Linked DNA regions of Homo sapiens: all the other regions are linked to region 4. The links are chromatin contacts, found by Hi-C in ENCODE. All regions are on one chromosome and are shown on one strand. Each heading gives the region's core, a stretch centred on a gene start or an enhancer-like site at or near the end of the contact. The rest is flanking DNA. Distances are from core to core; before and after follow the strand shown.

What was found. A loop is a pair of places that touch in the nucleus more often than their neighbours do. Pooled maps may share reads with other maps.
Region 1: a loop to region 4 is called in a pooled map, with 20 times the contacts of the local background. The contact joins the promoter of NADSYN1 here to the promoter of PPME1 in region 4. A Hi-C loop is called at or near these places in 8 of 50 pooled maps.
Region 2: a loop to region 4 is called in a map of CD4-positive, alpha-beta T cell, with 6 times the contacts of the local background. The contact joins the promoter of GVQW3 here to the promoter of PPME1 in region 4. A Hi-C loop is called at or near these places in 2 of 168 maps with a recorded cell type or tissue (CD4-positive, alpha-beta T cell and naive thymus-derived CD4-positive, alpha-beta T cell), 1 of 37 single-sample maps with no recorded cell type and 12 of 50 pooled maps.
Region 3: a loop to region 4 is called in a pooled map, with 8 times the contacts of the local background. The contact joins the promoter of LAMTOR1 here to the promoter of PPME1 in region 4. A Hi-C loop is called at or near these places in 10 of 50 pooled maps.
Region 5: a map of CD8-positive, alpha-beta T cell shows a loop between it and region 4 (5-fold over the local background). The contact joins the promoter of EMSY-DT here to the promoter of PPME1 in region 4. A Hi-C loop is called at or near these places in 2 of 168 maps with a recorded cell type or tissue (CD8-positive, alpha-beta T cell and naive thymus-derived CD4-positive, alpha-beta T cell) and 10 of 50 pooled maps.

The regions. Positions count from the first base shown.
Region 1 is chr11:71,451,772-71,454,471 of GRCh38, reverse strand. It overlaps NADSYN1 (NAD synthetase 1), which reads right to left and starts at 1,269. Exons shown (of 21, transcript NM_018161.5): 1 at 1,091-1,269. The coding sequence starts at 1,175. DHCR7-DT (DHCR7 divergent transcript) reads right to left here. Exons shown (of 2, transcript NR_186309.1): 2 at 2,315-2,700. RefSeq lists enhancers at 112-611, 612-1,113, 2,351-2,430, 2,551-2,600 and a silencer at 1,171-1,540.
Region 2 is chr11:76,379,970-76,382,669 of GRCh38, reverse strand. GVQW3 (GVQW motif containing 3) reads right to left here and starts at 1,347. Exons shown (of 2, transcript NM_001347885.2): 1 at 377-1,347. The coding sequence starts at 841. It overlaps THAP12 (THAP domain containing 12), which reads left to right and starts at 1,538. Exons shown (of 5, transcript NM_004705.4): 1 at 1,538-1,922. The coding sequence starts at 1,834. RefSeq lists a silencer at 1,260-2,189 and an enhancer at 1,832-2,333.
Region 3 is chr11:72,101,899-72,104,598 of GRCh38, reverse strand. LAMTOR1 (late endosomal/lysosomal adaptor, MAPK and MTOR activator 1) reads left to right here and starts at 1,302. Exons shown (of 5, transcript NM_017907.3): 1 at 1,302-1,416. The coding sequence starts at 1,375. All of the region lies in intron 5 of LRTOMT (leucine rich transmembrane and O-methyltransferase domain containing), which reads right to left. It also overlaps the pseudogene LOC124902837. RefSeq lists enhancers at 216-736, 1,517-1,596 and a silencer at 1,147-1,416.
Region 4 is chr11:74,169,995-74,172,694 of GRCh38, reverse strand. It overlaps PPME1 (protein phosphatase methylesterase 1), which reads right to left and starts at 1,406. Exons shown (of 14, transcript NM_016147.3): 1 at 1,173-1,406. The coding sequence starts at 1,273. It overlaps C2CD3 (C2 domain containing 3 centriole elongation regulator), which reads left to right and starts at 1,693. Exons shown (of 33, transcript NM_001286577.2): 1 at 1,693-1,957. The coding sequence starts at 1,903. RefSeq lists enhancers at 612-1,534, 1,312-1,761, 1,535-2,458.
Region 5 is chr11:76,443,326-76,446,025 of GRCh38, reverse strand. It overlaps EMSY-DT (EMSY divergent transcript), which reads left to right and starts at 1,346. Exons shown (of 2, transcript NR_186348.1): 1 at 1,346-1,748. EMSY (EMSY transcriptional repressor, BRCA2 interacting) reads right to left here and starts at 1,008. Exons shown (of 22, transcript NM_001300942.2): 1 at 898-1,008. RefSeq lists enhancers at 7-301, 441-510, 551-600, 801-1,030, 731-1,367 and 1 more.

The DNA.
Region 1 (2,700 bases), core at 20-2,519, 2.7 Mb after region 4:
GGGAGGCCAAGGCAGGTGGATCACTTGAGGTCAGGAGTTCGAGGCCAGCATGGCCACCATGGTGAAACCTTGTCTCTACTAAAAATACAGAAATTGGCCATGCATGGTGGCAGACGCCTGTAATCCCAGCTACTCAGGAGGCTGAGGCAGGAGAATCGCTTGAGCCCAGGAGGCAGAGACTGCAGTGAGCCAAGATGACACCACTGCACTCCAGCCAGGGCAACAGAGTGACAGTCCATGTCAAATAATAATAATCATAATAATAATCCAGGGCACATACTGATTAGATGCCATCTCTTGAAACATTCTGTTTCTATTGTTCCTGGCAAAGGCTCTTGCAGTCAGCAGACCAGTGCAAGACAAGCTGCAACCTGACTACACCTGCAGGCTTGCCCATTTAGGTGCAGGTGTAATAGTTTAACTTTTCATCCTCCACGGTGCGTCCATATGAACGAAAATTAGATGGTGACCTTTCAACAACCACACCCTATCTTCGAGGCCACCACGCCCGGCTGATTTTTGTATTTTTAGTAGAGACGGTGTTTCACCATGATGGCCAGGCTGGTCTTGAACTCCTGACCTCAGGTGACTTCCACCCCCTCCGGCCCCCCCAAAATGCTGGGATGACAGGCGTCTTTTTCTACTTCCCTTTCTGGGACGCCTTCTCCCACCAGGAAGGCCCACGGGGACCAGAGACCATCAATCTCTGGCCTCTGCACACCATCCCCGCCAGTGCGCAGCCATTCTGTTCAACTTAGATATCTCCGAGAATGGGCAGCTCAGTCCCAACCACGGGACCCCAGAGATATCAGAACACGGGTCCATCCCCAGGCCTCCCGCCTAAGCCGCCAGACTTTTCTTAACCGTGCCTTGTATATCGCTCGTCCCCGGGAACTATAAACACTCACTTCCCGACGAGGACCTGAGCACGTACCACTGGCGGGGTCATTGCCCATTATCTCACCTGATCCCATGCCCAGGGCCGAGAGTTTCCCAGGGCAAGGCTGTGAGCACGCCACGGGCAAGCCTGGGCCCAGCCACGGTGCCCGTGCGCCACCCCAAACCGGTGCCCCCGCCGCCCCAGACTCACTCTTTAAAATTCTTTGCAAATTGCCCTCGAAGTCCAGGGCCCACTGGTTGAGTGCGCAGGTGGCCACGGTCACCTTCCGGCCCATCCTGGCCGCAGTCGCTTGGGCAGGAGGCCAGCGGGGGACAGCAAGACCAGGGTCCCAGCGAGGTAGGCGGCTGGGACGCCGGACCTTCCGGGTTGCCCGGCCCCGCCCCCTCCCCGCCCATCCGTTGAGGCTCCGGCCAAGGAGGACTGCGGCGTCAGGCCCTGCCTACGGATCGCCCCGCCCCGTCTGAGGAGCTCACGACCGCGCCTGCGCAGCGAGGTGGCCTCAGCGTTCACGGCACCGCGAAGGGCCCCGCCCCCGCCCCGGCTCCACCCACGTCCCAGGCCCCGGCCCCGGCCCGGCCCTTGCGGGCAAACCCGTTCAGGTGCACAGGTGCAGGGGGCTCACCGCCCAGCTGCAGCACCCCTCTATTTTATCCCACACCGCCACCCCACATCCAGCTTAGCCATGTTTTATTTTAATACGGCATGAAACGTTCCAAATACACCAAAAGTGGAGAGTACGGTAGGAGCGCTCCATCGTGCCCGCGGGACAGCAGACGATAGCAATCGATTCTCCGTGCTGGGAATCCCGCCACCCTGGGCGGATGGCGCTGAATTCTTGGGAACCCTCTCCTGCCCCTTTCACTCCTGTACCACGTGTGTAAGTAGCTCAGGTAGCGCACTGTTTGCCTTTTCTGAAACTACAGGAACTGCACTTGAATGTGCTTCTGCAACTTGATTTTTTCCCCTGTAATATGAGATACGTTCTTTTAATTATTTTTCTGCAGTTTGGTATTCCATAGTGGCAGTAAAGCAGGTTTATTCAATAGCGGATGGGCATTGACGTTATTAGCAGCGTTTTGCCAACAGACGCACGCACACAGGCACTGCTGCAATTTCCTTTCCGGCAAGGTTTCCTTCGTGACCTCGTTCCGCCAGTTCCTGCAGCAGCTTTGCAGAGTAGTAGGGTTCGTGCTGTTTGACTTTACTAAATATTGCCAAGTCTCTTCTCCAGGGCGCTTGCACCGATTCACTACCAGCGGTTTCTCACTTTTTATTTTTTCACATTTCCTCTTTAGTCCACCCACGGTAGAATCCATTTTTCCCCCATATAAATAACTGCCTCATCATCGTTGCTTGAAGAGGCCATCCTTCCTTCTGTCATTCATGTTAGTTTAAAAACACACAATTCACAAATTTGGAAAAAGAGAAGGCTTTATTTCTTGTAAACGGTCGTAGCCTGCAAGGTGGCGGCCATCTGTCTGAGGCTGGGAATCTGTCTCCAGCCAAGGCCAGAGACAGGCACGTCCAAGGAGGAGGGGTTGGGGCAGGAGCGCTATGCTGAAGGGATTGGCTAAACATACATATTCAACAGGTAACAGGAGGAGCTATGAATATTCATGAAGGTGGTCCTGACACATGCCCTCTTATTGAGCAAAGCATGTAATATATGACCCATGTTCACTTTGGGGTGGAGACTTAACATTTACACATCTTACAATTAGGGCCTTTATGGCAAAACGTCTTTTCAGGACACAAAGGCATGCAGGTGCATCATCTCTCTCTATTAACGGGTCAGCTGG
Region 2 (2,700 bases), core at 98-2,597, 2.2 Mb before region 4:
AAGCAAATACCAGAAGGGAACAGCCAAAAGTTTTTCAAAGTTATGGAGAACAGCAAGGAAAATGGTCCAAGAGTCCAGCAAAGAGTAATGAGGAGGGCCATGGCACATAGGGAGGAGTGGTGAAGACTGAAAAATACGTGAGCAGCCAAAGAAGGTGCCTAACAGTGAGGCAGCATCCTAGTTCTGGTTCAGCTAACTCACATTCCTCTCACCATGGGGTGAACCAATTCTCAGCTACCCTGGGGGGAAGGCTTGTTGAAGATGACGCCTGCAGAAGCTGACTGGCAGAGTAGTGGACTCTGGGATGGGATACCGGCAGGGGCATTTCCCCACCAGCTTCACCCTGGAGATAACTCCATGTTTCAGAACCTGTTACCTTTTTCCTCAAACATGAGCTATTTTTCCTAGTTTCCTTTGAAAGATCGGACCGAAAGTCAAGTTTTCGTGGTTTAGGCTCACCCTTCAAAACACCCGAAATAACTTTTGCAGAAATCTTCCTCATGTTCAAGTTTTCTTTCAAAATGAGCCTAACAGTTTCTTTGTCTAAATTTAACTCTTCAGCCATCATCCTCACGGTTAACTGCCTGTTTGAACAAACCAAGTCCTTGACCTTCTGGATATTGTCATCTGTTCGGTGGGTGACTGGACGCCCACTTCGGGCATCATCTCGAACATCTTCCCGTCCTTCTTTAAACCTTTTGTGCCAGTCAAAAACTCTGGCCCTTGACATGACTTCATCCCCATAAGCTTCTTTTAAAAGATGGTGGGTCTCACTTGCAGACTTGTTCAATTTCACGCAAAATTTGATACTAATCCTTTGTTCTAAATAGCGGTCACTCATTCTGGCACTGAACAACACAGGAACGTTTAACAGGCCACGACTGTAAGGGAAAGACGGACAGATCAATCTTTATAGGGCTGCAGGTGTAATCATATCGCTCTTCTTGCTCTTCTAGAAGCCTCGCCGGGAAAGAGTAATTGCTTTTATGAATTTTTGTCCCTCAGCTTCCAGTCGAGGCTGGGGAGATCCGTTCTGGGAAGCCAACAGTCGCTGCAAAGCTGGGAAAAATTAAATCGCCTACAACCACGTCTGCATCAAACCAGTGCACGCACATCTGCCGAGAGTTTGCCAGTCACCAAGGTCGCTCCGATTCCGCGGCCCTTAAGGAGTATATGGCGAATTCTGCAAGAAAGGCCTAAGTGGTGGCAAATTAAGCAAGCAAGAAGAGATGCATCGGTGATGTAACGTGCAAGCTCGCCCTAGATCTGCAGAAACCCGCGCACGCCAAACCTACCGGAGCAGCCCAGGAACCGCCTGCTCTAGCGTCCCGGGAGACAGGCGCGCATGCGCAATTCTCTCTCCCCGCGGATTAGACTGTGCGCAGTCGCACTGCGGCGGCGCGCGCCAGGTCCCGCCTCCGCCTCGCCACACCCCGGCAGGCGCGCTTCCTTGCGCGTGCCCGCCTGCTGAGAAGGCGGAAAGGAGGGGCGGGGGAGGAAGGCTGAGGGAAGAGAGGGCACCCCCGGGCGTCAGGGTGCATTGTGGGAAGGAGGCGGCAGCGTCTCGGGCGGGCGGGAGGTGCACCAGCGGCGGCGGCGGCGGTAAATCCTCCCGGCCGCTCACAGCACTGTGGAGCCGCGTCCCCAGCCCGGCCTCGGACCGCGGCACCCCTCCTGGCCCTCGCGGCTTCTAGCCCGCCCGCCCCTCCCCCGCGCGTCGGCCCTGCCGAGCCGGCCGGCCGGCCTGGCTCCCCTCCCCGGCCCCGACGGGCGGGCGGACTGCCCTGAGGAGGCGGGGAGGGGAGGGCTGGGCCGGCCGGCGGGCGGGCGACGATGCCGAACTTCTGCGCTGCCCCCAACTGCACGCGGAAGAGCACGCAGTCCGACTTGGCCTTCTTCAGGTTCCCGCGGGACCCTGCCAGGTAAGCGGCGGGCGCAGAGCGGGCGGCCCGGGCCCACCTTCGCGGTGAGCGCTGCCAGCCGCCGGCCCCTGGCGGGCTCCCGGGCTGGCTGAGAGGGGCGCAGGAGGCGGGCGCAGCGCACTGCCGTCGACCCCAGCGTTGGACCGAGATGGGGAGCCGGCCCCGAGCCGTGGGCGGGCGGGCGTCCGGGGACCTCGGAGCACGTGCGCTGGTGGGGGCTCTGCGCGGAGGACACCACCCCAAACGCGAGGGAGCTGGGGCGGCGCGCGGACGCGGGATGCTGTGGGTTCTCGCCGTGGCTCACTTGCTGTGTGACCTCGGGGGAGTCGCTTTCCTCTCTGGGCGTTAGTTTCCTTAGCTGTCAAAAGAGAGCAGGACTCTATGGTTGTGGCCACTGGGGCCTTTCCCTCTCCTTGCCACCACCCCCGGGACAGTGTTTCTGTTTTGAGTCCCGCTACCTTCTTTCATCTCATCGCAACTGCTTTCTCCTTCGGACTTGTCATTGCACGGTTCAGGATTCATTTTCTGGCTGTCACCGTTACTCATTTTCTCGCTTGGGTATTGTAGGGATAACAGAGGGTGTACGCGTGAGGGCGTGGAAATTGGTATTGGAACCTCTTCCTTCGGATAACCCCCACACACTGACATATTTAGGGAATGATAGCATAGGGACTGTGTTTGAAAGGCTGAGATGTTTCATAGGCCTGTCTTGTTGGTTCATTCATTTAAAATCAATGCCTACTATGTGCCGAGCGCAAATGTTAGGTGCTGGGAGTTC
Region 3 (2,700 bases), core at 53-2,552, 2.1 Mb after region 4:
GTTTGGTAGGTGAGACTGACCCAGGAACAGAGAATACAATATAGTGTGATCACTATTGGATGTTCCATGACTACAGGGACTTTGGCTGTTTTGTGAACTGCTGCATATCCAGATATAACAATGTGTGGCACATAGTAGACGCTCAGCAAATATTTGTTGATTCAATAAATGCATGAATTAACACTGGATGAGGATTAAGCATAGGGAGCTGGGCATGTCCAGAGAATGGAGTCAGAGAAGGTAATCAGGAGGACATTGTACTGAGTCTCGAAGACAGTAAAGACAGTAGGCAGACCAGGCTGCATGTACAAAGTCCAGTAGATCAATCAGGAAACTACATTATTTCTCTATGTCCAGTGAAACACATTGCTGACCCCTCCACCCCTCACCCCAGAACATGCAGTGGGAGAGGTGTCAGGCTCTTGTTATGTCAGACGGGTAATGTGCCAAAACAAGATTTGAGGGTGGCACATTTGATACATGCTGGTGAACACCCAATCACACGCTCATGAACAACAAATGGATCACTATACAATCTTGGACGGACTTGGACCTGTGTTCAGGGCCCAAGGGAAGACATGGAGCGGGGGTTAGGAAAAGAGAACTGATGGTCAGCTTTGTGCGTTCGATTACAATGGGTGCTGTTAAAAAAGGCAGAATTAAAGATAAAAGCCTGAAAGCAGAGAGGTCAGTGAGGTGGCTTCTATCTCCTCTACCAGGATTTATCTCCGCTGCGCGTCAGCATGTGAAGGTAGTATAAGGTCCCTTCTTCCTGTAAGTCGCAGATCCCCAGCCCAGGTGGAGAATACACCCTCTGTGTATTCACCCCCAGCCCAGCTGGGCGATACACCCTCTGTGTTCCCCGACTAGGTACTGGTCATCTGGATCATCTGTGTGTGTGCACCCAGACCGTACGATCTGGAGCATCAGGCCTGGATCCCAGTCGCCCCTCGCATGGCATTTAGAAGAGTATATCACAAGGGCATACGAGGGCATTTGGTACGAGTTCGCTCAATGGCCCAGAAAAGTGGCCTAGTGGCCACGAGAACGCATAACACAATTCACGATGGCCACTACTGCCAGTTTAGAGACTGGAAAGATGAAGTCATGTGATCCGCCCCGCCCTTTCCCCGCATCACGTGCTTGCGTGTACGGTTACGCCTTCCCATTGGTTGACAACGATCACGCGCTAGCGGGCGGGACCGGAAGCCGGGGTATTGACTGAGGCGGCCAAGCGGCTCCGGGACAGGGGGTACGGGGGGTGGGGGCGGGTGGTTGCCTGCGGGAGGCCGCCGCGGGTCATGTGACCGGAAGGGCTCCTCACGGACGCCGTCCCTCCTCGGCGCGGCCTGAGCGCCCGGCCCGACCCCGGCCATGGGGTGCTGCTACAGCAGCGAGAACGAGGACTCGGACCAGGTGCGGCCGCGGCAGGCGGGGCTCGGGAATGAGGGCTAAGACACTGGGGCATGGGGCCCAGAAAGAAACCTGCGGAGGACGGGCAGCCGGACTGCAGGGCTCACTGAATACGGAGGCCTGGAGGGGACAGATTACAGAGGAGACGCCAAGCCGGGCTCCTACCCCTGTTAAAGCCCCAGATTTCTACACAGTCCCCGCCTCGGGGTGTGCAGGCAGCCGCCTGTCCGGCTCGCTCCCACCACTTCCGTTTGCTCCTACCTTCAAAACTTTTCAGATTCAAGGATCCTCAGTCTAGGTCCCCGGGAAACACTCCCTTCCCCAGCTTCCTGTGTCTTCTGTGTATTAGTGGGCTTTGCGAATCCATTTTAGGGGTGGGTAAGCTGAGGCCCTGAGTTAGTCTGTCCTGAGATGAATCAGGAATTCGTGTATCGTCTTAGTCCCTGGGGTTGCAGAAGGAAGGTCGCTGCTAGTCTAGGGCCAGGGGACGACTCTGGAAGTTGGTGGCCTTTGAATTGGCCAATGAAGGATTTAATCGATACAGTGAGGACATCGGGACATGTGGGAAATTGTCTGGGAAGCAACAAAGAGGATTTAGCTTTGGCTAGATTGTGGGAAAAGAGAAATGGAGCGGGAAGTTCATTTGGTTCTGAGTTTGGCTTGCCTCAGTGCAGTCTGCCTGGGGCCTGAGGGTTCCTTTAGCTGGAGACATGCCTATTCTGAGAATTTGGCTGTAGATCTGATACCTTTGGAGAAAGGGTTAGGCTGGGGAGACCTGTACAGTTTTAAATTCTCCCTCTTCCTCTTAGTGCATTCTCACTTCTCCCCACACTCTAATCCCTGCCCTGCCTGGCCTGACATTCAAGGATGAAGTCTCAAGTTGCTGTCTACTCTCCTTTTTTGATCGTCTCTAAGCCCGGATTCTACATTTGAACATATAGTAGACCTGAGAGAGTAGAAAGGTTTCAGGTAGCTCACGGTCTAATGGGGAAGATGGTCACAAAAATAGATTATATCACTGGTACTTGGGAAGTAGTTCGTTCTTCAGTGAACGTATTTTGGATTAAGGGCTTAAGCCTAGGAAAATGTCGTTTGTATGGGAAGCAAGGGTGGCTTCTGGTTCTCAATTCTCCATACACCCAATGAACACATATTTCCTTTGCCCTGTGTTAGGCATGTGTTGTGCCTAATACCTCTCACTTCACTTCCACCTTTTTGAGAAAGAGACAACAATAACCCTGCCTACTGGGAGAGCTGTAGCCTAGTGGGAAATTGTCCCTTAAAGCA
Region 4 (2,700 bases), core at 157-2,656:
AACCAAATGCCTATTCAATTCTCTCCACTTTCCAGCAATTACTTCTCCCATGTTCACCTCATTCTTTCTCCTCGGCCCAAGTATCCCCTAACCTGGCACAAGCCATTTAACGATCTAAAATTCCAAAACCTATCTCTTCTACATGGCTCTCCTTCCTTTCCAGCAAACTATTTCTCGAACTCCCAATGCTTCACTAATTCAAAGTCTTAGGCCAGTACGTCGCTTCCCTCAGATCTACTAGCCCAGCAAAAACTGATTGCCCAAATCTTCCTCTAAGCTTCCCAGACCTTACAACTGCAGCACTTCCATTCACCAAACCGTATTTATAGTCATCTCTCAATCTTTAGAGCCTATGGTCACTCTGTAAATTCTTCAGTTCTCTCCTTCTTCTCTCTCCCTTATCCTGTCCAGCTTCTCACTCTGTAAATTCTTCAGTCCTCTCCTTCTTCTCTCTCCCTTATCCTGTCCAGCTTCTCAGCACATTCCTACTACCCTTAACAATCTTCGTGGCTATGTTCTCCACCTTACCTTAGGCCTACTCCCTAAACTTTCTCATTCTCCCTTAAGAGACCTAATCTCACCTCTCATTCGCTGAATCTGTCTTTACACCTCTGGGAATTCTCTAGAATCGTCTGCTTCCTAGTTCTCCTCTTTCCTTCTCCAGCCCTGTCTCGAGTGTTTTCTACCCCCCTCAGCTTTTCTAGTATCTAGTTCTCACAGTGCAGATATTAGAACTCTGATAATATCTACTCCTCCCAAACCTTTCCTTAGTTGTTGGCCCAATTCCCCTCAACTTTTCTCTCAGTCATTCCCCACTTCCCTCCACCTTCCCTGGCCGATTCTCCTCCACCTTTGTCACCGTTCTACTCCCTTTTCTAAGCCTCCTTTATTGTGGAAGTGATTCTCAGATCCCTTATGTTAGTCTCTCAGCTTCCCCAACCTTTGCCTCATTCCCCTCTCCCTTCAACAACGTTATTTTTCCTCCAATTTCTATTGACTTGGCGCCTCCCCTAGTACCCCAATCTGCCTTCTACTCCATCTAAATATCTCCAGGCCGCCAACATTTTCTCCTATCAGTAGACTCCTTTCCCGTGCCTCTATGAACGCCCAGAGATACCATTCTCCAACGGCTGGGGCCTGGCCCATAGGGAGAAGGGGTATGGGTCACGTACCCCATTCGCATCTTGGCTCCGCTCTGACTGCCCCCGCTGCCGGGTAGAGGTGGGCGAGAGGGAAGGCGGCCGAGGTGCATGCTCTTTTCGAGGGCCGACATCGAGGGGAGGCTGCACGCACGTAGTCAAACAGTAGGCGAAGCTTCGTCCCACGTTGAGTGTGGCCCAACCGGTCACGACTCGCTCCCCTAACGACGCCCTGTCGCCTTTGGACAGCACCCAGCTACCCGTAGCACCGCCTACCGCCCACCGGCTCCGTAAACTCCACCCACTCGCTTCAGCGCTTCCACCGGAAGTGCGCAACAGCACTCATACAAAGGAAGCTGGGTAACAGAGTATGAGAACTCCGCAGACTCCCGGCTGGGAACCCGACGACTTTCACCGGAAGGAGGAGCGCTCTTCAGGGCAATGCACCCTGCGCAATGGAGTCCACAAAGGGCGCATCCCTATGCGCTTGCGCAGCTGGAGGCGCCCCCCAGCCAACCCCGGAGAGGTATTGTAGCAAAGCGTCCTGGGTATTGTAGTGTATTGGAGGGAAGGCGTCTTGGCGCCTTCTCTTCGCACCGTTTTCCGGAGACTGTTAGAGGAAGAGTCGCTTTTTCCTGCCTCCCAGGCTGCCCAGCGGCGCCGGTTGCCGGGGAACGCAGGCGCCGTGGGGAGGGATGGCGGGAGGATACTGCTTAGGTGCTGGAGACGGAGTTGAGCTGGTGAAGAAGAGCTCGGGCTCATCATGAAACAACGAAAAGGCCAAGGGTCTGGGGGCAGCCGTGGGCGCAAAAAAAGAGGTAACCTGAGCGATCAAAGATTGAGGAAAGCGTAATAGGAGAGCAGGGTGTAAGGAATTTTAGGGAGACCCGCACCCCCGCTGGATAAACAAGAAAAGGGACGTAAGAAGGAAGTAGCCAGGGAACCAGAAGGTTAAAAGGAAGGGCAATTGGCCCTCCAGAGAATAGAAAGGAATTAGGGGCTGGGGTAGGGGCCACAGACAGGCGATTAATGAGATGAAGGTTACCGGTAGGATGACTGTAGAGGAGAAGAACAAACAATGATGGGATTGGTTTTGATAACGAAGTGAAATGTATGTGTGTGTGTAGCTTTCGAGGTCCACAGGGACAGGAAGAAACATAAATTGGCAAAGGGATTATATCATTTGTTGTGTGATTGTGGGCAAGAATCACGTTTTATACATTACTGAATGACCAAGGATTAGTACAAAGCAGGACTCGGTAAATGTTAGTTGAATGAATGAAGTATGAAGGGCTGACTATGAGCAGGAGTTGGGAAAAATAATTGTAGAGTATAGAGCCGGGAAGAGTGGGGAATGACAGGTGTGATAGGATTGGAGTGGGGGTAAGGGCATGACGATCTCCTGAAGGACCTGAGATCATGAAAGAGTGTGCAGCAGAGAGTCCTCATCAGGTTAGCAGCTCAAGGAGACACAAGCTCACCGAGTAGGGGATGTTAGCTGCAGTGAGAACAGTCAACCTAGGAACCCAGGGCAGATCAGGAAACTTGACATTGAATCTCT
Region 5 (2,700 bases), core at 97-2,596, 2.3 Mb before region 4:
GACACCGAACCGAAATAACTGCTATATCCCGTTCCAGGCGCTGGGGCTGCTAACTCCAACTCTGTGTCCCGAGGTGAGCCCCCCTCCCCCTACTTCCCATAGTCCTCTCAGCTCAGAACAAACCCAAGGCAAGAAGAACTGGACTGCGCGCCCCAGCCGGCAGTATGACATAAAGAAAAGGGGTGGGGAGGAGGAAGAAGGGGCAGAGCCAAAGGAATCCTCTCCCTCCACAAGCCAGTCCCCGCCTCCCGACAGGATCTTGGAGGCGGCCGGCGACTGCTCGAACCGAGCACCACGTCACGGCATCCCGGCGCGTCCTAGCCAGGGGACCCCAGAGCGGGGCCGCAACGCATCGGAAACCCGGGCAGTAGTTTCCGGAGCCCGCTCGGGGAACCAGGATCTTGTAGGATCCTTCCCCACTCAAGTGTCAAGGAGACAAGCCCGCCCCGCCCCCTCTCCAAACACGCACTCCCTAGCAGCACCACAACAAGAGCAGCCAGCCCAGGCTCCTCACCCGGACCTCTCGGCGCCGGTCCCAATGTCAAGTCCACGACCCAAGCCCCTCTGGGCCAGTAGCTGTTGTCAGGGGTCCCGGCCGGCACCCGCGCCTCACTCCCTCCCCAGCGGAGAGGACAACCGAGAGAGAGTAAGCCAGCGGATACCCAGCCAGACGACCTGGACTCACCGGGAGTCTCCCAGAGCTAAACCCCCAGAGTCCCAGCACCAGGCCAGCCAGAGTCCCCCTGAGTCCACCCCGGGGAGCCCCACGATCCCGTTAGGAAACAACGGAGGATGGGGCTGGGAGCCCCAAGCCGGGCTCCGAATGCTTGGCCCGGCGCTCCTCTAGCCTGGCTGGCCTGCCAGCTCTTCCCAGGACCCTGCCTGAGAGTCACCCACCTGCCCGGCCTTTCGGGGCTCATCTAAAAGGCTCCTCCGCCAAGACTAGGGGACACCAGGAATTGGGTTTGTTTGCGGTGCCTCTGAAGGGGCAAGATGGCGACAGGTAACAGGGCGCAGGCGCAGCCGCGCGCGGCCAGTCGGGAGGTGTAGTTCGCTTTTCCCGCCTTTCGGAGAACAAACACCAAAAGGCCTCCATTCATCTTGTCCTTCTTTTCCTCCGCGTTATGAAAGAAAAGGACAGACATCGCGGAGGGTGCTGGGAGTTGTGGTCCGAATCCAAACTCCAACCTCTTTCGCTCCAGGTTTGCTGTCGTACGCGCAAGGAAGGCCGGGATTGTAGTTCCCTTGGTTTCTCCTGCATACCCTCCTGTCTCTGGCTTCGCGCGCCTCTCCTGGGCTGCCGTCTCCCAGCCAATCGGCTGCGCTCTCTGCTACGTGTGGCGTCACACGTAGCGGCCAAGATGGCGCTAGCGGTTGGAGCAGGGGCTCTGCTGCGACCTTTACGGTAGTGAGGTTAGGGACGATGGGAGAGCAGCTTTGTTCCTGAAGTGCCGTCGAGGATTAGGATCGAGTTTCTTCGATCGTGAGGGCAATTATTAGTGGCCTCTAGCCCCCCAGATGGCATCTTGAGGAGAGAGAATCCACGCTACGAGAACTAACATAGTGGACATCGCAGTTGTCCGTAGCCGATTTGCGGGTTACGGAGTTGTTGCAAGTAAAGAAGGGGAAATCCGAGCGTTCTCGCGTTGGATTTCCTCCACGTGTGAAGTGGGAATGGTAGTGATATCTCGTGCTATCTCTGTCAAGGGCAAGAAGGAGAAGGAATTTATTTGAGGCCCTACGACGTGGTAGGTTCACCCTCAGCCTTTGTTCTTATTTCATCTTATTTGTGGAGAAGGTCTTTTCGTTCCTATTTTACAGGTGAGAAAAGGGGCCCAATATATAGTTATTTGCGGCCATAAAATAGAAGCCAGTTGCCTGATACTGAAGATTCAATGAAATCTTGTGATTGACTTCCCTCTTTAAATTTTGTACTTTGGGTAACATCGGATCCGGTAGAAACGCTCGTCAGAAAGAGTTTTTAATGTGCATTCTACAATTTCCAGACATAGTTTCCTTCTTGAAAAATTGGGTTAATACTACCCTATAGGGATCTTGTGATGCACCACGTAAACGTTGTAAGTTGTGAACCACTATACAAACGTATGAGACTCTTCATGTTCTTGAGTGGAACTGTAGGTTAGGAAGAGAAGGTAAATAACAGCATTTAAGTTTCCTACTACTATTTGCCCATTAGCTAAAAATACCCTCCGAGGTCTAGGAAAGTCACTGTTGTTGAAACCCAACCTACACCTTCAGAAAATCGTAAAGTGGAACATATTAATCACCAGGCCCTCCCTCCGCTGTCTCCCTGACCTTCCTATGCATCCAGTTGCTTAAGAACTCTTGGAAAGATAGTAAGTGAAATCTTCATAGAGGATTTTTGTACTTTAACATATATTATTTGATTTGAGCCTCGCAACATTTCAGTGTGACAGGTACGATTAAGGTCTTTCATACTATGAATGAGAAAAACATAGATGTACCAAGGACTCACCAAATTTCACGGAGCTAGGAATTGGAAGAGAGCTAGGCTTTGTAATCCCAGGTCTTCTGACCTCCAAATGTCCTTTCCTCTACAGTGAATGTCAAAATGACAATGAATGTCTACTCCTCTACAATGGAGTACAAATCGAAAGACAAGGGGCTTATAAAACTGACTCTGACCTTAAGAAGTAGCATATGAGTGATGAATTATTA